3 separate regions of the Homo sapiens genome follow, and all the other regions are linked to region 1. A link is a loop called in an ENCODE intact Hi-C map of the cell type or tissue named here. Cell type or tissue: GM12878. All regions are shown on one strand.

Region 1 (8,000 bases):
TTGAGGTTACAGAAAGATTTGGGGCTTGGATCCTGGCAAAACAGGCTATGGGAAAGGGAGAAGAGGAGGCCTGGCTGGCAAAGGTGGTCTTGTTATGTAGATGAAACCTCACAGATAGCAGTCCTCGGAGGAAAAAGATGGTAAATGTTTCTTTCAGAGTTTTAGGGTGTCAGAATCTCAGTTCCTCTTTCCTAGATCTGGACAAGGGAGGGCCTGGGAGAAAACCAGGCTGCAGCAATGCAGATTTTCTACAGATGCAAATCTCCCCCACAAAAGACCGCTTTTGCCGGGCGCGGTGGCTCAAGCCTATCTGTAATCCCAGCACTTTGAGAGGCCGAGGTGGGCGGATCACCTGGGGTTAGGAGTTCAAGACCAGCCTGGTCAACACGGGGAAACTCCATCTCTACCAAAAATAGAAAAAAAAAAAATTAGCTGGGTGTGGTGGTGTGTGCCTGTAATCCCAGCTACTCATGAGGCTGAGGCAGGAGAATCGCTCGAATCCAGAAGGCGGAGGTTGCAGTGAGCAGATATCATGCCACTGCATTCCAGCCTGGAGGACAGAATGAAACTCAGTCTCAAAATAATAATAATAATAGAAGACCGCTTTGCAGGGCTGCTTCTGTTTGCAGGAGCAGCCATCTCAAAATATATCAGAGAAGGATATTTTGATTACCTTTACTAGCCTTTCAGGTCTCAGAAGCAGATAGATGATGATGGATAGATGGATGGATAGATGAATGGATGGATGGATAGATAGATAGGTAGATATGAGGACTAAGCTCTGCTTTTTTTTTTTTTTTAATCTTGCCCAAATTCCTATCTAAGGGGTCTGGGGAGTCATGCCCTATAAACCATAAATTCTCATCAGATGAGTTTTATTTAACCCTCTGTTTCATGACTTACTTTCCAATATGATCGCTGAAGGGGTTCACCTTGCCCACTGCCTAGACAGAGCTGATTTATATCAAGACACAGCAATTGCAATAGAGAAAGAGTAATTCACGCAGAGCAGGCTGTGCAGGAGACTGGAATTTTATTATTACTCAAATCAGTCTCACGGAAAACTTGGGGATCAGAGGTGGTTTTTTGTTTTTTGGTTTTTGGTTTTTTCTAGAAGGAGACTTGCTGTCATCCAGACTGGAGTGTTACCGGTGGTGACAGTCTAGCACCTTTTAAAGGTCTGATAGGAAACATTTGTCATCTCTTGTCTCTAAGGGCAGCCACTATGAGACTTCAAAAGAGACTTGGTCTTCACAGTCTTTTATTTTATTTTATTTTATTTATTTTTGAGACACAGTCTAGTTTTGTCACCCAGGCTAGAGTGCAGTGGACCTCTGCTCACTGCAACCTCCCGCCTCCTGGGTTTGAGAGATTCTCCTGCCTCAGCCTCCCGAGTGGCTGGGATTACAGGCGTGCCACCATGCCTGGCTGATTTTTATATTTTTAGTAGAGATGGGGTTTCGCTGTATTGGTCAGGCTGGTCTCAAACTCCTGACCTCAGGTGATCCATCCGCCTCGGCCTCCCAAAGTGCTAGGATTACAGGTGTGAGCCACTGTGCCCAGCCACAATCTTTTATCTTAACCTCAACATTTTCTTTCTGTTGATCCCAGGTCTTTAGACAAACTAAACCGACTGTCAAGCAGAAAATGTTTAAATTTACCTATAGCCTGGAAGCCCCCTGACTTCGAATTGTCCTGCCTTTCTGGACCAAACCAATATATGTCTCGAATGTATTTGATTGATGTCTCATGCCTTCTTAAATATATATAAAACCAAGTTGCACCCCAGCCACCTTGGGCACATGTTCTCAGGACCTCCTGAAGGCTGTGTCATGGGCCATGCTTACTCATATTTGGCTCAGAATAAATCTATTCAAATATTTTATAGAGTTTGACTCTTTTCGTTGACAGATAGACAGACAGATACTGGCATAGGAATAGACAGGCAAATCTAAGACTTTTAATCTCTCTCTTTTTTTTTTTTTTTTTTTGAGATAGCATCTCACTCTGTCACCCAGGCTAGAGTGCAGTGGCGCGATCTCGGCTCACTGCAACCTCCGCCTCCCGGATTCAAGTGATTCTCCTGCCTCAGCCTCCCGAGTAGCTGGGATTACATGCGCTCGCCACCATGCCCAGCTAATTTTTGTATTTTTAGTAGAAACGGGGTTTCACCATGTTGGCCAGGCTGGTCTAGAACTCCTGACTTGAGGTGATCTACCTGCCTCAGCCTCCCACAGTGCTGGGATTACAGACGTGAGCCATCATGCCCGGCCTTGATCTCTTAATTAAAACATCAATTTGCTGGAATAACAGGATGTATTTTTCTTTTATCATGCAGGACGGAGATGAGTAAAATCTCAGTAATCCTCTTCAGGGTTGACACAGCCCCCTTTTTTAAGTATTTAAGTGCTTAAGGAATATACAAAGATGTTGATTACAACATTATTACCAGGAAATATGGCTATCAATTAGAACCGAAGGCTTCTTCTCAAAGGTTAAGACTATTTTCATATTGAGGTAGTTCAGCAGGGCTGGTTTCACAAGTTACAGATCACAAGGACCCCCTGATAAAACAGGATGCGGTAAAGAGGCCCGGACCAAACCTGCCAAAACCTCTGATCATCCTCACCGCTCATTATATGCTAATTAAAATTAATTCTTGTGCTAAAAGACGCTACCGCTACCACCAGTGACTTGACAGTTTTACAAATGCCATGGCAACATCTATACATTACCCTGTATGGTCCGAAACGGGAAAGAGTCCTCAGTTCGGGGAATCCCCCACCCGCTGCCCAGAAAATTCATGAGTAATTGAATGAATAACTGTTGATAACCTTCAAGTCATGTTCAACAGTAAGCAGGCTTCCAAAGCAATCCACCTTGGGAGCTGTAACCCAGCCTATGCTATAACAACCATAAGATGTTGGTTACTTATTTTCTTCTCTGTTCTTTTCTTCCTCCACATGTGGTCATTGAAGTAGAGGGTGTTCACCAATTCACTAGTAATTGATTAACGTCACATTCTGCCCCCTGGAGGCTGCCTGCAAGATTCATGAACTTGTTTTGCTTCTGAAGAATGAAGATCCTGAGGTCATGCGACCTCCTTGGCGATGTCCAGAAGTTTGATTGACGAAGGGACGCAAACAGCTTTGATCATGGGGGAATCTCACCTCCCGCCCTACCCACCTTACAAAGGAAGGTCAGATTCGAGAGTTTGGGTCTCCCATCCTCAGGCCGTGGCCAAATTGAATAAACCTTTCTCTGCTCCTAAGCGCCCACATGTCAGTGCTTGGCTTACAGCGTGTCAGGTACTCAAACCTACCCTTTGGGGTTCTGCAACAGTCTTTTGACTCGATGGTAACATTGCGTCTCCAACTAAAGAATCTTATCATAAATTTCTCAAATGATTGATGTACTGATCAGTGTGTAACCTGCAGACACTAAATAGGACACTGATTTCTTTTAAGGTGAGCTGAAGTCTGAAGTTCGACTGATTGTCTTGTGTGTAGGCATTCTTATCCTGTATGATGTCATCTGTACCCCATGATGGTGATGGTAACCTCTGTGTTGTACCCTCTAAGGAAAGGAGTCCCCCTCCATTGTTTTTTGTTGTTGTTGTTGTTGTTTTTGAGATATATTTTTGCTCATGACACCCAGGCTGTGGTACTGTGGCACAATCTCGGCTCACCGCAACCTCCACCTCCTGGGTTCAAGCGATTTTCCTGCCTCAGCCTCCCAAGTAGCTGGGATTACAGGCATGCACCACCATGCCTGGCTAATTTTTTTTTTTTTTTTTTTGTATTTTTAGTAGCGACAGGGTTTCACCATGTTGGTCAAGTTGGTCTCAAACTCCTGACCTCAGGTGATCCACCCACCTCGGCCTCCCAAATTGTTGGGATTACAGGCATGAGCCACTGCGCCCAGCTCCCCCTTCCTTCTTTTAAACTTTCCTAAAAAAAACCTTGTGACAGACTCTGAAATACCCCCAACCTTGTTGGTGTGTCTTCCTGGGTCGATCATCACATTTGGCTTCCAATAAACCTTTATCAAATTATTTCTGCCTCAATAGCCTTAATTTCGGTGGACACTCTGGACTGCTTAATAAATGGTGCTGGCACAACTGGCTATCCATCTGGAAGAAAATTGAGTCCTTTTTCATACCATATGCAAAAATAAATTCCAGATGGCTCAGAGCTTCAATGTAAAAAATTAAAATCTTAGAAAAAAATCCAGAAGACATGTACAAAACAGAAATTAGGAAAATCCTTATAATTAAAAGAGAGAATCCAGAGACCTTCAACAAAAATATAGATCTATTTGATTACATAAAATCTAAAATGTCTGTATGGGAAAAGATACAAATAGACAACTAGGCCAGGCATGGTGGCTCACACCTGTAATCCTAACACTTTAGGAAGCCAAGGCAGGCGGATCGCTTGAGGTCAGGAGTTTCAGACCAGCCTGGTCAACATGGTGATACCCCATCTCTACTAAAAATACAAAAATTAGCCAGGTGTGGTGGCGTGTGCCTGTAATCCCAGCTACTCGGGAAGCTGAAGCAGGAGAATCACTTGAACCCGGGAGGCAGAGGTTGCAATGAGCCAAGACTATCCCACTACACTCCAGCTTGGGCAACTCTGTCTCAAAAAAAAAAAAAAAAAATCTGCATGTGACTTTTTTTTTTTTTAAATAGTTAGGGTCTCACTATGTTGGCCAGGCTGGTCTAGAACTCCTGGGCTCAAATAATCCTCCTGCCTCGCCCTCCCAAAGATGTGGGATTACAGGCATAAGCCACCATGCCTGGCCTTTTTTCTTTTCTTTCTTTCTTTCTTTCTTTCTTTTTTTTTTTTTTTGAGAAGGAATTTCACTCTTGTTGCCCAGGTTGAAGTGCAATGGTGCGATCTCTGCTCACCACAACCTCTGCCTCCTGGGTTCAAGCGATTCTCCTGCCTCAGCCTCCTGAGTATCTGGGATTACAGGCATGCGCCACCAAGCCCGGCTAATTTTGTATTTTTAGCAGAGACGGGGTTTCTCCATGTTGGTCAGGCTGGTCTCAAACTCCTGACCTCAGGTGATCCACTCACCTCGCCTTCCCAAAGTGCTGGGATTACAGGCATGAGCCACCGCGCCCGGCCCTTTCTTCTTTTTTTTTTAATGGGAGAAGGAGCCAATGCAATGGCTACTCTTTATTGGAAAGAAGAAACTTTGCAGCACATTTTGGGTAACTTGGTGCAGGTGCTCAGTACGTCAGCTGGCGGGGCACCAGCTTGTAATGGGTTCCATAGCTGGGGCATCACTGGGTCTCGCCTTTGTGCAGCCCAAAGCAGGTGATGGTACTGTTGTCCTCTACGCAGATGCAGCCCACTCTTCTCTTGTTGGTGATGGAGAGGACTAAATTAGGGTCTTCTTTGGTGCCTGAAGCTGCCTTTAGGGGTAGTATATTATATGGGTCCGGTCCCTTCCTTGCAGCCATGATGACCTCCCTCTCCAACGCAGTTGCCTGCTTGTCATCAGTAGTGCGATGCTGTTTGCAGGGTAAATAAATTGGAAATAAAGTGAATTCCCACTGGTGGATGAATGTGTAATTTATGGTACATTCACACCATTGACTAGTATGCAGCCAAAATTTCTACAAGAAATTATTGAGAAAAGGGACAGAATGATGTGTATAATCATGTGTGATGGTTAATACTAAGAGTCAACTTGATGGGATTGAAGGATGTAAAGTACTGATCCTGGGTGTGTCTGTAAGGGTGCTGCCAAAGGAGATTAACATTTGAGTCAGTGGGCTGGGAAAGGCAGACCCACCTTTAATCTGGGTGGGCACCATTTAATCAGCTGCCAGTGAGGCCAGAATATAAAGCAGGCAGAATAACGTGAAAAGTCCAGACTGGCTTAGCCTCTTAGCCTACATCTTTCTCTCATGCTGGATGCTTCCTGCCCTCGAACATCAGACTCCAAGTTCTTCAGCTTTGGGACTTGGACTGGCTTTCTTACTCTTTAGCTTGCAGATGGACTATTGTGGGACCTTGTGATTGTGTGAGTTAATACTCCTTAATAAACTCCCCTTTAGATAGATAGATAGATAGATAGATAGATAGATAGATCTTATTAGATAGATAGATAGATCGACAGATAGATAGATAGATCCTATTAGTTCTGGCCCTCTAGAGAATCCTAATACATCACGTGATGTTGTTTTTATAAAACAATGAAAAAACCTACATATGCTCATGCACAAGTACCTATGTTCCTTTGAAATTCTATGATCATGGAGAATATTTCTTGTATTCCAAGATCATTTACATGAGTTATCTGAAGAGCCGTGTGAAGTGGGAGAGAAGAAACAAGGGATGTGGGGAGCAGGGAGCAGTAAACCAAAAAGAAGGCCGGGCAAGGTGGCTCACATGTATAATCCCAGCACTTTGGGAGGCTGAGGCGGGTGGAGGTCAGGAGTTTGAGACCAGTCTGGCCAAGATGGTGAAACCCTATCTCTACTAAAAATACAAAAATTAGCCGGGTGTGGTGGTGCACGCCTGTAATCCCAGCTACTCAGGAGGCTGAGGCAGGAGAATTGCTTGAACCCGGGTGGTGGAGGTTGCAGTGAGCCAAGATGGCACCACTGCACTCCAGCCTGGGTGACAGAGTGAGACTCCGTCTCAAAAAAAAGAAAAGAAAGAAAGAAAGGAAGAAAGAAAAAAGCCAAAATGAAATAAACTGCATTCAAAAAAAGAAATTATACACAATATATTTTCATTTGTTCATTTAAGTGAGAGAGAGAAAGAGATTGTGTGTGTGTGTGTGTGCGTGTGTGTAATATAGAGAAATTCTTAGTGGTCAGTAAAACAACAACATATTTAGGTAGGATGATGTAAAAAGTCAAGTCAGAGGTATTTATATACTTAGAAATGCTTTTCTGCTCTGCCACCAAAAATAATAATAACTAAGAAGAAGAATCAATTTTAGGCTGGGCACAGTGGCTCACGCCTGTAATCCCAGCACTTTGGGAGGTAGAGGTTGGAGGATCGCTTGAGGCCAGGAGTTTGAGACCAGCCTGAGCAACATGGAGAGACCGCAGCTCTATTTTGTAAAAGTTAAAAATAAATAAATAAATATAAAGAATAAATTTCAGGGGCCCTCTAGTGGCTGCACATCATTTTCCTCCACTCTGACAGGTACCCCAGTAGCACCTCTATGACAAAAAGAAACTTAGTCCCGGATGCCACAAATAAACATTGTTATCATGATTTAAAGAGACACGGCCTGACGATGAAAGGTCTCCGTTTAAATCTCCTTGGTTTGTGCAACTCTGTAAAGAATCAATCATTAGATTGCTCAGATCCCGCCATCTCGATCAATCTGAAATACTGTATTTGTGTGTGTCTGGCCTGCTAGTTAAGATGTCTGGAGTGTTCAAAAGAATCAGTCTAGATTTATAATACTAGATTTATAATTAATCAAATTAATAATGTTTAAATGCTTAAGGAAAATTGATTTTCAGAGTTATATTACTTGAATAAATTGAGCAATAAAGTACCAATGTTAATGAGTATTCCTCTCCATACACAAAAATATCTTGAATAAAGCAACTATTAAAAAATCTGTTTTATTACTTAAAATTTTTTTTTTTTTTTTGAGACGGAGTCTCACTCTGTCGCCCAGGCTGGAGTGCAGTGGCGCCATCTCGGCTCACTGCAAGCTCGGCCTCCCGGGTTCACACCATTCTCCTGCCTCAGCCTCCTGAGTAGCTGGGACTATAGGCACCCGCCACCACGCCTGGCTAATTTTTTGTATTTTTAGTAGAGACAGGGTTTCACCGTGTTAGCCAGGATTGGTCTTGATCTCCTGACCTCGTGATCCGCCCACCTCGGCCTCCCAAAGTGCTGGGCTAACAGGCGTGAGCCACAGCGCCCGGCCATTTTTACTTAAAATTAAGATCACCTGCAAGTAACTGAAGCCTCAAAGCCAGAGGCCAAAACCAGACAGAAGCAGGCCTTCTG
Region 2 (8,000 bases), 51 kb before region 1:
GACCCTCACAGCCCCTCCACCCAGACCTTCCTGCATGTTCCACCCAGCCCACCCTCCTGCACCCAAGAGCACCCAGCCCTCCCTCCTGCTCATGCCCCTCCCTTCTCAAATCCCTCCCAGCAGTGCAGCTCTGGGCTAGGACACAGCCTAGGGAACGTGACTGAGAAAGAGCCAAGAAAACTTGATCAGTGATCAAGTTGGTGTTTAAGTAAGATTTTCAATAAAAAGTAGAATTGGGTACTACATGGAGGCCTGAGATGTTCAGAGCTTTTTGAGAAAGCAGAACAGAAAGTAGAAGGGCAACCAGGAACCAGAGGTGCCAGAGAACCGGAAGCGCGGGCCCTCCGAGGAGACAGGGAGTGGGCACCTGGGTCTTGGGCCTGTCGACAAACAGAGTCAAACTCTGTAAAATATTTGAAGAGACGTATTCTGAGCCAAATACGAGTGACCATGGCCCGTAACACAGGGCTCAGGAGGTCCTGATAACATGTGCCCAAGGTGGTGGGGGTGCAACTTGGTTTTATATATTTTAGAGAGGCAAGAGCTATCAATCAAATACATTTGAGAAATACAGGAGCTGGGTACAGTGGCTCATGCCTGTAATCCCAGTGCTTTGGGAGGCTGAGGTGGGTGGATCATGAGGTCAGGAGTTCGAGACCAGCCTGGCCAACACAGTGAAACCCTGTCTCTACTAAAAATACAAAAAATTAGCCGGTGTGATGATGTGCACCTGTAATCCCAGCTACTCAGGAGGCTGAGGCAGGAGAATCACGTGATCCTGGGAGACGGAGGTTGCAGTGAGCCGAGATCACGCAAGGGCACTCCAGCCAGGGCGACGGTGTAAGACTCCATCTCAAAAAAAAAAGAAAGAAATACATTGGTGGCTGGACACAGCAGCTCACGCCTGTAATCATAGCACTTTGGGAGGCCGAGCCAGGTGGATCACGTGGGGTCAAGAGTTTGAGACCAGCCTGGCCAACATGGCAAAACCCTGTCTCCACTGAAAATACAAAAATTAGCTGAGTGTGGTGGTGGGCGCCTATAACCCCAGCTACTTGGGAGACTGAGGCAGGACAATTGCGTGAACCCAGGAGGCAGAGGTTGCAGTGAGCCAAGAGCATGCAACTGCATTCCAGCCTTGGAGACAGAGCAAGACTCTGTATCAAAAGAAAAGAAAAGAAATACATTGGTTTGGTTCAGAAAGGTCGGATGACTCAAAGTAAGGGGAGGGGGTTTGGGGGGCTTCCAGGGTACAGGTAAATTTAAATATTTTGTGGGCCAGGCACAGTGGCTCACACCTGTAGTTGCAGCACTTTCGGAGGCTGAGGCAGGCGGATCACGAGGTCAGGAGATAGAGACCATCCTGACTAACACGGTGAAACCCCATCTCTACTAAAAACACAAAAAATTAGCTGGGCGTGGTGGCGGTCGCCTGTAAGCCCAGCTGCTCGGGAGGCTGAGGCAGGAGAATGGCGTGAACCCAGAAGGCAGAGCTTGCAGCGAGCCGAGATCGCACCACTGCAGTCCAGACTGGGTGACAGAGCAAGACTCCATCTCAAAAACAAACAAACAAAAAACATTTTCTGGTTGACGATTGGTTGAGTTTGTCTAGAGACCTGGCATCCATAGAAAGGAAACGTTCAGGTTAATATAAAAGATTGTGGAGACCAAGGTTCTTTCGAAGTCTCATAGTGGCTGCCCTTAGAGACAATAGATGACAAATGTTTCCCATTCAGGTCTTTAAAAGGTGCAATTAGTTAATATGTTTAGGACTGGGAAGGTCTGGAAGAAAAAGATCCAGCTATATTAATAGAGATTCTTTACAGATGCAAATTTTCCCCCACAAAGGACAACTTTGCAGGGCCATTTCAAGATATGTCAAAGAAACATGATTTGGGGTAAAATGTTTTGTCTTCTTTGTCACGTAATTTTGTGCCTGAGTCAGACTGGAAAATATCTCACAATATATAGGGTTAAATAAAACCCATCTGGGCCGGGTGCAGTGGCTCATGTCTGTAATCCCAGCACTTTGGGAGGCCTAGGTGCGTGGATCACCTGAGGTCAGGAGTTCGAGACCGGCCTGGCCAACATGGTGAAACCCCATCTCTACTAAAAATACAAAAATTAGCTGGGCGTGGTGGCGGGTGCCTGTAATCTCAGCTACTTGGGAGGCTGAGGAAGGAGAATCGCTTGAACCAGTGAGGCAGAGGTTGCAGTGAGCCAAGACTGCACCATTGTACTCTAGGCTGGGCAAGAAGAGTGAAACTCAGTCTTAATTAAAATAAAATGAAATAAAATAAAATAAAAATAGAAGCCATCTGATGAGGATATATGCTTGGTAGGGCATGACTCCCCAGACCTCTTAGATAGTGTCACACACGTCCGTGTGAAGAGAGTCCACAGTAGGCTTTGTATGAGCAACAAAGTTATTTATTTCACTTGGGTGCAAGTGGGCTGAGTCCGGAAAGAGAGTCAGCAAAGGGAGATAGGGGTGGGGCAGTTTTATAGGATGTTGGTGGGCAGTGGAAAATTACAGTCAAAGGGGGTTTTTCTCTTGTGGGCAGGGGCAGGGCTTACAAGGTGCTTGGTGGGGGAACTTCTGAGACTCATTGTCCAGGAGAAATAACTTCACAAGGTAATGTCATCAGTTAAGGCAGGAACCGGCAATTTTTACTTCTTTTGTGGTTTTTCAGTTGCCTCAGGCCATCTGGATGTATTTGTGCAGGCTTGGGCTCAGAGGCCTGACATTCCTGTCTTCTTATATTAATAAGAAAAATAAAACAAAATAGCGGTGAAGTGTTGGGGCAGTGAAAGTTTTTGGGGGTGGTATGGAGAGATAATGGGTGATGTTTCTCAGGGCTGGTTTGAGTGGGATTAGGGGCATCATGGGAGAGATTAAACTGAAGAAAGATTTTGGGGTAAAGGGTGATAAACCAAGTGTGATCAGGGTGAGGAACAGGAAAGAAGGAAATATGAGGAAATGGAGTGAATGCCAGGTGGATCAGAGAGATACAGTCATGGGGGTCAGATGTGGTATCAGGAATAATGTGGGAGGCCGGATTTAAGTCTGGGCCAGGAACAATGATAATTGTGGGAGACTCAACAAAGAGTGAGAACAACTGAAGGAGCTGGAGGTCAGAAAGTATATGTGTCAAGTGTGAAGAGAAAAATAGATTTTGAAATTTATGGGAACTGTAGAGAGTAAGTGGAGCATGAGCATAGCTTTTGATTTTGAAGGCCTCTAAAAGTATAAAGCAGCGGCAGCCACTGCACAGAGACATGTGGGCTAGCCCAGAACAGTAAGGTCGAGTTGTTTGGACAGAAAGGCTACAGGGTGCTGTCCCGGCTCTTGTGTAAATTCCGACCGCACAGTCTTGTACTTCGGCTGTGTGTAATGGAAAGGGTTGGGTTGAGTTAAGAAGCGCTAGTGTGGGAGCAGCTTCTAGGGCTGTTTTTAAGGCATGGAAAGAGGAGTGGGGAAGAATTTAGGATCTATGGGGTCACCTAGGTTTCCTTTTGTGAGTTTATGTAATGGTTTAGCCAGGATGGCAAAACCAGGTATCCAAAGGCAAAAGTACTTAACCATGCGTAGGAAGGAAAGGAGTTGTTGCTTTGTAGAAGGGGCTAGGGTTTGGGAGATTTGCCAGACACAATCAGCAGGGAGATCACGCGTGTTTTCATGAAGAATTACAGTGAGGTAGGTAACGGATGGAGACAAAATTTGAGCTTTGGAGGGGGATACCCGATATCCTTTGGAGAATAAATGTTAAAGGAGCAGGAGGGTGTCTTGTTGAGAAGATTCAAAGGAGGGGCTATAAAGTAGAAGATCATCAAAATATTGAATAATGTGAGAAGTAGATGGACGGAAAGAAAGTAAATCATGAGAAAGAACCTGGCTGAAGTAATGAGGGCTGTCCCTGAAGTCTTGTGGCAGGACAGCCCAGGTAAGCTGCTGGGACTGATGGTGTCAAGGTCAGTCCAGGTAAAAGCAAAGAGAGGCTGGTATGAGGGGTGCAGGGGAACAGTGAAAAAAGCATCTTTAAGATCAAGAACGGAATAGTGAGTTGTGGAGGAAGGTATTGAGGACAAAGAGTGTACGGGTTGGGCACCACCGGGTGGATAGGCAAAACAATTTGGTTGATAAGGCACAGATCCTGAACTAACCTGTAATACTTGTCCAGTTTTTGGACAGGTAGGACAGGAGAGTTGTAAGGAGAGTTTGTAGGCTTTAAAAAGCCATATTGTAACAGGCTGGTGATAAGAGGCTTTAACCTTTTTAAAGCCTGCTGTGGGTTGGGATATTGGCATTGAGCAGGATAAGAGTGATAGGGGTGGGACAGTTTTATAGGATTTGGGTGAGTAGTGGAAAATTACAGTCAAAGGGGATTTTTCTCTTGCGGGCAGGGGTGGGGGTTACAAGGTGCTTGGTGGGGGAGCTTCTGAGACTCATTGTCCAGGAGAACGGATTTCACAAAGTAATGTCATCAGTTCAGGCAGGAACCGGCCATTTTCACTTCTTTTGTGGTTCTTCAGTGCCTCAGGCCATCTGGATGTATACTCGCAGGCTGGGCTCAGAGGACTGACAGGTAGGAATTTGGGAAAGATAAAAAAAAAAAATCAGAGCTTAGTCCTCACGCCTATAACTAAAAATAGAATCCTTAGCCCCCACTTACCAACTTTGGCCCCTAGTGGCCAAAGGTATCTCAGAAAAACCTTAAAACTGAGTTCCTGGCCATGATGGGAGGGGAGGTCAGGCACGCCTCATTATCACCCCTCCCTTTTGCAGTTTAGACACAACTGACCAGCAGTAATGTTAAAACAGAATCATAAGACCGGCAGAACCAGAACAGACTCTTCATGGCAATCAGATACCAAATCACAACCAGGACCTCAGGCCGTGCCAGGCAAGGGTGAGGTCACACACCCTACACTTCAACAGTCAACTCTGTTCTGCCTGCCACAAGGTTTTTCTTTTGCTTGTTTAGCAGCTAAACAAGAACTGCCTCGAGATAAAGAAGATGAAAACAATCGCAGCTCATCCAGCGCGCTGACACGGAGCAACAGAGCCCCTGCTCCACAGCCCTAACTCCAGCTTTCCCTGGGCAAGAGACTGATTTCAGTAACTTCCTCCAGATCAGAAGACCACTGACAACAGACTGGTTCTGCATGGTTTACAGACCTGGCAAATTTCGGTGCCTTCATGTCCTGAAAAGACCCTTTGACATACAGGCTTAATTGTAGTACATTTAAATATTGTCCTTTAGGAGGCCGAGGTGGGTGGATCACGAGGTCAGGAGATCGAGACCATCCTGGCCAACATGGTGAAACCCCGTCTCTACTAAAAAGGCAAACATTAGCAGGGCGTGGTGGCGCACACCTGTAATCGCAGCTACTCAGGAGGCTGAGGCAGGAGAATCACTTGAACCCAGAATACAGACGTTGCAGTGAGCCGAGATCTCTCCACTGCACTCCAGCCTGGTGACAGAGTGAGACCCCATCTCAAAAAAAAAAAAAATTCCTCATGAGAGAGTTAAAGTTCGTCTTATTCTCACACTGAGATTTTGGAATGAGCTGTGTATTTTACACGTGCCAAAGTCTCTAATCAGAGCCCTATTTCAGGTGCTCAGTAGCTTCTGTGGTCAACCTTCAACTCCACGGGACAATGCTGTTCCAATGGCCTCCCCAGCAGAAGACAGGCAGGGAACAAGGCTGACCCCAGAGGGCCAGGCCACAGCAGGGGCTGAGGATGCCTGGTGAATGGATGCCTGGGAGAAAGGATGCCAGAATTCGTGCTCGAGGACATGATGAAACAGGGAAAGACTCAATAGAATAAAGAAGGAAGGGGACGGGTGCGGTGGCTCACGCCTGTAATTCCAGCACTTTGGGAGGCTGAGGCGGGCGGATCACGAGGTCGGGAGTTCGAGACCAGCCTGGCCAATACGGTGAAACCCTGTCGCTACTAAAAATACAACATTTAGATGGGCATGGTGTCACGAGCCTGTAGTCCCACCTACTTGGGAAGCTGAGGTAGGAAAATCCCTTGAACCTGGGAGACAGAGGTTGCAGTGAGACGAGATTGTGCCATTGCACTCGAGCCTGGCTACAGAGTGAGACTCTGTCTCAGAAAAAAATAAAAATTAAAAATAAAGAAGGAAGGAGAAGGATGGAAGCGAATCTCAATGAACAAAATGCACTGGGACCTACTATGTACCCAGAAAAATGAAAAGTAAATAAATAAAATAAGGACTTGCATGGTGGTTTATGCTCATAGTCCTAGAACTCTGGAACTCTGGAAGGCTGAGGCAGGAGGATCGCTTGAGCCCAAGAGTTTGAGATCAGCCTAGGCAACATGCGAAACCCATCTATACAAAAAGATATGAAAACATACAAAAAAAATTAGCCAGGTGTGGTGGCACGCGCCTGCAGTCCCAGCTAATCAGGAGGCTGAGGTAGGAAGATCCCTTGAGCCTGGGAGGTCAAGGCTGCAGTGAGCCCAGATCGCACCACTGCACCCCAGCCTGGGCAACAGAGAGAGACCCTGTCTCAAAAATAAATAAATAAGGAAATGCCCTGGGGCTCCAGGCCCACTCTCTGCTCCCATCGCCCCACTCCCGCACTCCTCCTGCTCCTAGTCTGAGCTCCCCCTGCCTTCCTCCTCCTCCTTCCCAGGTCAATCCTGAGACCCATAGTCATGCAGAAAGGTGCTTCCTCTCTTGGTTCTGCGACAACACACTGTCTCCTAACAAAAACTACCAGGTCACCTGGTACACATCTTGGAGCCCTTGCCCAGAGTGTGCAGGGGAGGTGGCAAGTTCCTGGCCAGGCACAGCAACGTGAAGCTCACCATCTTTGCCGCCCGCCTCTACTACTTCCAGTGTCCATATTACCAGCAGGGGCTCCACAGGCTGAGTCAGGAAGGGGCCTCCATGGAGTTCGTGGGCTACAAAGGTGAGACGTGGGGGGCTGAGGTGACTGGGTGCAGGAGGGACAGCATGGGGGGCAGATGGGTCTCCTGATATGGTGAACACCACCCGGACTGCGTGTATGTCCCAAATTACAATTCTTTCTTTGCGAATGACATGTGAAATTTAGAGGCTCTTCTCCACACTTTAAATTTGACTCAATATTTTCAAGGCAGATGTAAGTTATTAGAGAATGAGACTCTCTATAAAAATGACCCCTTCATGCTGTGGCCTCCACAGAAGATGCCCCGAGTCACGTGCCCACATGGCAGGCATTTATTTTCTCACAGATCTGGAGGCTGCAAGTACACGTTCGCGGGGTGGGTTGGGTTGTTTGCTCTGAGGCCGCTCCTCCTGGCTGGCAGAGAGTCTCTTCTGGCTGTGTCCTCTGTGGCCTTTCCTCTTTGCACCTGCACCTCTGGGATCTCTCTGCCTCCAAATATCAACTTTTTTTTTTTTTTGAGACAGAGTTTTGCTCTTGCTGTCCAGGCTGGAGTGCAGTGGCACAATCTCAGCTCACTGCTACCTCTGCCTTCCGAGTTCAAGCGATTCTCCTGCCTCAGCCTCCCCAGTAGTTGGGACTACAGGCATGCGCCACCACGCCCGGCTAATTTTGTAGTTTTAGTAGAGATGGGGTTTCTCCATGTTGCTCAGGCTGGTCTTGAACTTGTGAGCTCAGGTGATCCACCCTCCTCGGCCTCCCAAAGTGCTGGGATTACAGGTATGAGCCATTGTATCCAGGCTTTTTTTTTTTTTTTTTTTTTGAGAGGAGGTTTCACTCTGTTGCCCAGGCTGAAGTGCAGCGGTAGAATCACTGCTCACTGCAACCTCTGCCTCCTAGGTTCAAGCAATTCTCCTGCCTCATCCTCCTGAGTAGCTGGGATTACAGGTGCCCAGAACCACTCTACTAATTTTTGTGTTTTTTAGTAGAGATGGGGTTTCACCGTGTTGGCCAGGCTGGTCTCGAATTCCTGACTGCCCACCTCGGCCTCCCAAAGTGCTGGGATTAAAGGCATGAGCCAGGGCACTTGGCCACCC
Region 3 (8,000 bases), 110 kb before region 1:
TACAATCCAGCAATTGCACTATTGGGCATTTATTCCAGAGAAATGAAAACTTATGCTCACATTTAAAAAACAAAAACAAAAACAAAAACAAAAACCTGTGTTCATAGCATCTTTGTTCACGATAGCCAAAAACCACAACCAGTCTAAACGTCCAGTGGGCGAATGGTTCAACCTGCTTTGGTACATCCATGCAATGAGTCGTGCCCTGCAATGAAAACGAACAACCTATGGAAACCAGCAACAATTCAGATGAACCTCAAGGGTATTATGCTGAGTGAAAAACGTCAGTGACGAATGATTCCGTATATACATTCCACATATAATCATATACTGATGATTCTATATATATCAAAAGAAATCATATTAAAAGATCCCATATATATATTCTAGATATATATTTCATATAATCATATACTAAAGATCCCATATATATAAAACCTTCTTTTTAATATTTATTTTTATTATTTTATTTTGTTATTTTGAGATGATGTTTCATTCTTGTTGCCCAGGCTTGAGTGCAATGGCGCGATCTTGGCTCACCACAACCTCTGTCTCCCGGGTTCAAGTGATTCTCCTGCCTCGGCCTCCCGAGTAGCTGGGATTACATGGTGGCATGCACCACCACACCTGGCTAATTTTGTATTCTTTTTTAGTAGAGACGGGGTTTCTCCATGTTGGTCAGGATGGTCTCTAACTCCTGACCTTAGGAGATCCCCTTGCCTCAGCCTCCCAAAGTGCTGGGATTACAGGCGTGAGCCACCACACATGGCTTATTTTTTAAATTTTTTCAGATGGAGTCTCACTCTGTGGCCCAGGCTGGAGTACAGTGGTGAGATCTCCGCTCACTGCAACGTCCACTTCCCAGGTTCCAGCTATTCTCCTGCTTCAGCCTTCCAGGTAGGTGGGACTACAGGTGCATGCCACCATGCCTGGCTAATTTTGTAATTTTTTTTTTTTTTAGTCATGACGGGGTTTCACCATGTTGGTCAGGCTGGTCTTGATCTCCTGACCTCAGGTGATCTGCCCGCCTCAGCCTCCCAAAGTGCTGGTATTATAGGTATGAGCCACGGCAATCAGCCATATATATACCTTTTGCAAATAAAATTACACAGGTGGAAAACGTTTTTCTTTTTCTTTTTTTTTTGAGACAGGGTCTCACTCTGTCGCCCAGGCTGGTGTGCGGTGATGCAATCATGGCTCAAGTGATCCTCCCCCATCAACCTCCCTAGTAGCTGGAATTACAGGTGCACACCACATCTGGCTAATTTTGTTTTTGTTTTTGTTTTTGTAGACACGGGGTTTCACCATGTTGCCCAGGCTGATCTCGAACTCCTGACCTCAAGTCATCCGTCCGCCTCGGCCTCCCACAGTGCTGGGATTACTGGTGTGAACCACCACACCCGGCCCGAAAAGGTTTTCAAAATAATAAAATGGGCTGGGCAAGTGGCTCATGCCTGCAATTAGAGGCCTGGAGACATTAAGTAAACCACCCAAGGTCACACAGTAAGGAAGGGGCAGAACTCAGAGTCTCCTGGCTGCAAAGCTGGTGTCCCTTCCCCACTGTGCCTTAACTGCCGCCTTACAGCTGGGTTGGAGGATGCCTCCCTGGTCTAGGGTCATTATTACATTTTCTTCTAAGAAGTGTGTTTCTGATCAACGGAACTGATTATTTTCCATCTATGGTCTTACCCTTTGCCCCCATCTCTTTCTTATGGCAACAGAAAATTTCACCTTCAAGAGGAGCGCCTCGGCCCGGCCGAAGTACCGTCTGGGAAGTGAGGAGCGCCTCGGCCCGGCCGAAGTACCGTCTGGGAAGTGAGGAGCACCTCTGGACGGCCACGGAGCAACCCTCCAGGTGTGAAGTGGCAGCCCTGTGTGTGATCTTTCTGCCCTCCCCGAGTTTTCATTTTCGATAGTAAAATTTACTTGTAAACTAAAAGATTTATATTGGGGAAGATGAAAGGAAGGAAGGAAGGAAACTTCACTTTCCAAAAACAACCACTGGGAGTCCGCTTTGTGCAGCGATAGGTAAGCTTCTGTGCAGGAACGGGCGCTGCTGCACCCCCTACCACCCACGCAGCCTCCTCCCTATCTGCCTTCAGGTGGTAGCCAGAGGAGTTCAGAGCCTCTACAGAGAGCACAACTTCTCCAGCTGGAACTGAAGGGGGCCTGCCCCTCCACACCGGCGGGTATTTCTCGAAAGGTGGAGATGAGAGACTGAGAAAAGAAATAAGACACAGAGACAAAGTATACAGGAAGAAAAGTGGGCCCAGGGGACCGGCGCTCAGCATATGGAGGACCCGCATGGGCACTGGTCTCTGAGTTCCCTCAGTATTTATTGATCACTATCTCTACCATCTCAGCGAGGGGGATGTGGCAGGACTATAGGGTAATGGTGAGGAGAGGGTCAGCAGGAAAACATGAGAGCAAAGGACTTTGTGTCATAAATAAGTTTAAGGAAAGGTGCCGTGCCTGGATGTGCACGTAGGCCAGATTTATGTTTGACTTTATACAAACATCTCAGTGCAGTAAAGAGCAGTATTGCCGCCAGCATGTCTCACCTCCAGCCATAAGGCGGTCTTCTCCTATGTCAGTAAATAGAATGTATGATCGGGTTTTACACCAAGACATTCCATTCCCAGGGATGAGCAGGAGACAGATGCCTTCCTCCTATCTCAACTGCAAAGAGGCTTTCCTCCTTCACCAATCCTCCTCAGCACAGACCCTTTACGGGTGTCGGGCTGGGGGACGGTCAGGTCTTTCCCTTCCCATGAGGCCATATCTCAGGCTGTCTCAGTGGGGGGAAACCTGGACAATACCCAGGCTTTCTTGGGCAGAGGTCCCTGCGGCCTTCCGCAGTGCACTGTGTCTCTGGGTACTCGAGACTGGAGAATGGCGATGACTTTTACCAAGCTTATTGCCTGCAAACACATTTTTACCAAGGCACATCCTGCACAGCCCTAAATCCATTAAACCTTGAGTCAATATAGCACATGTTTCTGCGAGCACAGGGTTGGGGCTAGGGTTACAGATTCACAGCATCTCAAGGCAGAAGAGTTTTTCTTAGTACAGATCACAATGGAGTTTCTTATGTCTTCCTCTTTCTACATAGACACAATAACAGTCTCATCTCTCTTTCTTTCCCCCACAAGAACAAACTCCCCTTAAAGGAATCTATTTAGGAAGATTATTTCAAGGATACAATGTACATTCATTCCTCCAAAATATGCTTAGATGAACTTAAATAATCAGAAAGTTGTGTGTGTATGTGTTTCACATTTTCTTGGTCCACACGGAACCCCTTGAGAGGTCCCTGTGGGCCGTGAGCCTGTTTGTAGACACTTGCTTCCACCGCTTGATGTCGCAGACATCGCAGTCCCTGATGTAGGGTCTGGCCCTATGGGGCTTAGTGGGTGTTCTCCCCGTGTGTGGAGATGAGAAATCGTAAAAAGTAAAGACACAAGACAAAGAGATAAAGCGAAAACAGCTGGGCCCGGGGGACCACTACCATCAAGACACGGAGATGGGTAGTGGCCCCAAATGGTTGCGTGCACTGTTATTTATTGCATACAAGACAAGGGGGGCAGGGTAAGGAGGGTGAGTCGTCCAAGTGATTGATAAGGTCGAGCAAGTCACGTGATCATAGGACAGGGGGCCCTTCCCTTATAGGTAGCCGAAGCAGAGAGGGAAGGCAGTATACGTCAGCGTTTTCTTCTATGCACCTATCAGAAAGATCAAAGACTTTAAGACTTTCACTATTTCTTCTACCGCTATCTTCTGAGAACTTCAAAGAGGGACCAGGAGTACAGGAGGAAAGTGGACAAGGAGCGTGACCATTGAAGCACAGCATCACAGGGAGGGGTTTAGGCCTCCGGATGGCTGCAGGCAGGCCTGGATACTATCCAGCCTCCCACAAGAAGCTGGTGGAGCTGAGCGTTCCCTGACTCCTCCAAGAAAAGGGAGACTCCCTTTCGTGGTCCGCTAAGTAACGATGCCTTCCTAGGCACTGGCGTTACCGCCTGACCAAGGAGCCCTCCAGTAGCCCTTATGCGGGTGTGACAGAGGGCTCACCTCTTGCATTCTCGGTCACTTCTCACAACAGCCCTTCAGCACCTGACCCTATACCCACCGGTTATTTCTTGGTTATATTAGTAATACAATAAAGAGTAATATTAAAAGCTAATGATTAATAATATCTACACTAATGATTGATAATGTCCATGATCATCTCTGTATCTAATTTGTATTATAACTATTCTTATTGTAAGTATATTCTTTATTATACTGAAACAGTTTGTGCCTTCAGTCTCTTGCCTCAGCACCTAGGTAATCCTCCGCCCACATCTCTGAGGGGCTGAACTGCCCCCCACCTTCTGGAAGCTGGGAGGTTGGAAGAGGGGATGCGTGCGATGGACTCAGCACACAGCTGGGAACTCGAGGCACACCTAAGCCTTCGCTTGTGCTGTGCGGAGTCCACACTTCCTTCCCCACTGGGGTCTCAAAACCTCCCCTCACTCAACAGGGTGGTGCTGCTCAAAGCTCTGGGCACACATTAGGGCTGGGGAGGGGGTGGTGGAGAGGGGGCTCCAGCCTGCCCAACCACCAGGCAACGGGGCACCTGCCCCTCTCTCAGCTGGGTCTGGACCCGCGTCCCAGGCTCAGGCTGCAATGCCTTTCTCTTTCTCTTTCTCTTCTTTTTGCAGTTCCGTTGGGTCCTGCCCAGGACAGATAAAGACAGAGCAGCCTGTCTTTATCGGAGGTTCCTCTGCCAGTAGGAGGGGCCCGGAGAAAACCAGAAAGAGGGCCAGAGCCAGAGAAACATGAAGCACCCCGGGGCCTCCCACACCAGTGCCTGAGCAGGAATGGGGAGGGGCCATGATTCACAAGGCCCTGGGAGGTCACTTTAAAGAGGGCTGCTCAACTGCAAGGACGCTGTAAGCAGGAAGAGAAGCCACAGCGCTTCAGAAAAGAGTGGGACAGGGACAAGCATATCTAAGAGGCTGAACATGAATCCACAGATCAGGTACCTCTGCACGCTTTGTCCGCCAGGCCCCTCCTGCCACTTCCTGCCAGGCGGTCCTGCTGGGCCTCAGCCCTGGCCTCCCCCTGCCCCAGCCCCACCTCTGGGCTCCCTCCCCCCTGGTTCCCCCGCTGCCCCCACTCCCAGCCAAGCTCCTTGCCCTGCTGTGTGGTCCCACGACTGCTGCTTCTGAATGGGCCACCTTCCCCACTTGCCCCAGCCCAGTCCGCCTGCTGAGACTCTCCCCCGAAAATCATGCCCGGGCTGGTGCTTCCCGCCCTGGGAGGGTGCTTCCTCTGTGTGCTTCCCACTATTCCTGGGAGCTCTGGAACTGGGAGAATTGAACCAAAGGATGATTTGAGCAATCAGGCATTTTGTTCTCAGCGCTTTGGTGCAATTTCTGTAAGATTTACTTTGTTTCAATACAAAGTCTTAGGAGAGGGTGTGGGGGAGGGAATGGTCTCTGTACCAGAAAATAAGTCACTTCTTCCAAAGATGCCTCCACTGTGAGCAGAGTAGGATGCACACGACCCCAGACACAGGCTCCTCCTCTGTGAGCACCGTTCACCTTTCAGAATGACACCTGCAACATGGAGTGTAGGAAAAAATATGATGATCAGGAGAAATGCTCTTATTTTAGGCCAGGCACGGTGGCTTATGCCTGTAATCCTAGCACTTTGGGAGGCTGAGGCGGGCGGGTCACTTGTGGTCAGGAGTTTGAGACCAGCCTGACTAACATGGTGAAACCTCGTCTCTACTGAAAATACAGAAAATTAGCCAGGGGTGCTGGCGGGCGTCTGTAATCCCAGCTACTTGGGAGGCTGAGGCAGGAGAATCCCTTGAACCCGAGGGGTGGAGGTTGCAGTGAGCTGAGATTGCAAACTCCAGCCTGGGGGACAGAGCGAGATGCCGTCTTTAAAAAAAAAAAAAAAAAAGTAGCAGAAAAACTGGGAGGTTGAGGGTGTTCCATTGGTAGCCCCAGAGCTGGGGTTCCAGCTAGGAGAGGTCACCCCGGCCCTGCTGCCCCTGCCAGCGTCCCCTCCTCTTTCTCTCTCCCCGTCTTCCTGCCTGGGAAAGCAGCAGACATTCTCAGGGCTGTGGAGGGATGGGGGAGGCCCAGAGCCCAGGGACGTCCAGGCAGCTGTGTTCAGTGGGCATCAGCCCTGAGGACTCCGGTGCGGGGGTCTCTGCATTGGGGTTTCTCTCTTGTGCCTTCAGAAACCCGATGAAGGCAATGTATCCAGGCACATTCTACTTCCAATTTAAAAACCTATGGGAAGCCAACGATCGGAACGAAACTTGGCTGTGCTTCACCGTGGAAGGTATAAAGCGCCGCTCAGTTGTCTCCTGGAAGACGGGCGTCTTCCGAAACCAGGTAGCACCAAAGTCCTAGTTACACCCTAAATAGGAGCTAAGCAGCTGGGAATGCAGAAAACGCAACAATAAGTGATGTGCCCGGCGTGGGCTCTCCTGTGTGCACTTTCCTGCCACATTTCTATTTTTTTTTTTTTTTTTTTGAGATGGAGTCTCGCTCTGTCACCCAGGCTGGAATGCAGTGGTCTGATTTCAGCTCACGGCAACCTCTGCTTTCCAGGTTCACGCGATTCTCCTGCCTCAGTCTCCCGAGTAGCTGGGATTACAGGCACCTGCCACCATGCCCAGCCAATTCTTTTGTATTTTTAGTAGAAACAGGATTTTGCCATGTTGGCCAGGCTGGTTTCGAACTCCTGACCTCAAGTGATCCACCAGCCTTGGCCTCCCAAAGTGCTAGGATTACATGCGTGAGACACCATGCCCCTGGCCTCCTCCCCACATTATTTATTTATTTATTTATTTATTTTGAGACGGAGTCTTGCTCTATCGCCCAGGCTGGAGTGCAGTGGCACAATCTCAGCTCACTGCAAGCTCCGCCTCCCGGGTTCACGCCATTCTCCTGCCTCAGCCTCCCAAGTAGCTGGGACTACAGGCGCCCACCACCATGCCCAGCTAATTTTTTCTTTTTTTCTTTTTTTTTTTTTTTTTAGTAGAGACGGGGTTTCATGGTGTTAGCCAAGATGGTCTCGATCTCCTGACCTCATGATCCGCCCGCCTTGGCCTCCCAAAGTGCTGGGATTACAGGCATGAGCCACTGTGCCCGGCCTCCCCACATTTTTTAAGTCCATGGCCCAGATCTTCCTCCCTGACTCTCCTGTGATCAGATCGTGGAGGGGGTTTGCTTCCTCCCAAAAGGCCTTGTTTAGCGCCCAGCACCCTCACTCTTGACTTTGTTTCCCAAAATCTTGTTATGGAGCTGTGCGTCCGGCAGTCCTCGGGAATCAGCAGCTGTGGGAAGCGGGGGGTGTTGTGTCCAGCGCTGTGTCTGGGCCAGTGACTGCGGGCTGGTGGGGCCGCCCCCGCCACTGCCCTGATTCCTCAGCAGAAGGCAGGCAGGGAACAAAGCTGACCCCAGAGAGCCAGGCCATAGCAGGGGCTGAGGATGCCTGGTGAATGGATGCCTGGGAGAAAAGATGGCAGAATTCACACATGAGTCTATGAGACAGGGAAAGAATCAATAAAATAAAGAAGGAAGGGGCCGGGCACGGCGCGGTGGCTCATGCCTGTAATCCCAGCACTTTGGGAGGCTGAGGCAGGCGGATCATGAGGTTGGGAGTTCGAGACCAGCCTGGCTAACATGATGAAACCCAGTCTCTACTAAAAATACAAAGATTAGCCAGGTGTGGGGGTGCATGCCTGTAGTCCCAGCTACTCAGGAGGCTGAGGCAGGAGAATTGCTTGAACCTGGGAGGCAGAGGTTGCAGTGAGCCGAGATTGTGCCACTGCACTCCAGCCTTGGCGACAGAGCAAGACTCCATCTTTGAAAAAAATAAAAATAAAAGAATAAAGAGAGAAGGAGAAGGATAGAAGAAGGGAAACTCAATGAATAAAACACCCTGGGGCCTACTATGTAGCCAGAAAAATGAAAAGTAAAGAAATAAAATAA

What was found. Peaks named below come from ENCODE experiments on the same cell type or tissue, not always from the same donor. Only the 100,000 strongest peaks of a DNase experiment are listed, where the experiment ranks them.
Region 2: it touches region 1 in a loop (4-fold over the local background); 11 of 110 quality-filtered maps call a loop at or near these places.
Region 3: a loop joins it to region 1, with 7 times the contacts of the local background. A loop is called at or near these places in 82 of 110 quality-filtered maps.

The regions. Positions count from the first base shown.
Region 1 is chr22:39,115,050-39,123,049 of GRCh38, forward strand. It overlaps the pseudogene COX5BP7. Among named protein-coding and RNA genes, the nearest start is that of APOBEC3H, 22 kb to the left of the region's middle. RefSeq lists enhancers at 2,692-2,791, 2,802-2,951. In GM12878, CTCF peaks have their summits at 3,034 (motif pointing left) and 7,154 (motif pointing left); DNase peaks (open chromatin) are centred at 202 and 2,812; H3K4me3 peaks cover 102 bases; H3K27ac peaks cover 3,439 bases.
Region 2 is chr22:39,063,724-39,071,723 of GRCh38, forward strand. LOC107985563 (a long non-coding RNA gene) reads left to right here and starts at 2,604. Exons shown (of 2, transcript XR_001755547.2): 1 at 2,604-2,635; 2 at 4,986-6,252. RefSeq lists a silencer at 3,283-3,382 and enhancers at 5,849-6,352, 6,353-6,857. In GM12878, a CTCF peak has its summit at 4,684 (motif pointing left); a DNase peak (open chromatin) is centred at 2,558; H3K4me3 peaks cover 3,190 bases; H3K27ac peaks cover 4,740 bases.
Region 3 is chr22:39,009,357-39,017,356 of GRCh38, forward strand. It overlaps APOBEC3C (apolipoprotein B mRNA editing enzyme catalytic subunit 3C), which reads left to right and starts at 4,901. Exons shown (of 4, transcript NM_014508.3): 1 at 4,901-5,023; 2 at 6,239-6,395. The coding sequence starts at 5,007. RefSeq lists enhancers at 1,282-1,783, 4,113-4,731, 4,708-5,002, 4,732-5,349, 4,922-5,031 and a silencer at 5,142-5,191. In GM12878, a CTCF peak has its summit at 4,780 (motif pointing right); a DNase peak (open chromatin) is centred at 4,855; H3K4me3 peaks cover 2,228 bases; H3K27ac peaks cover 2,173 bases.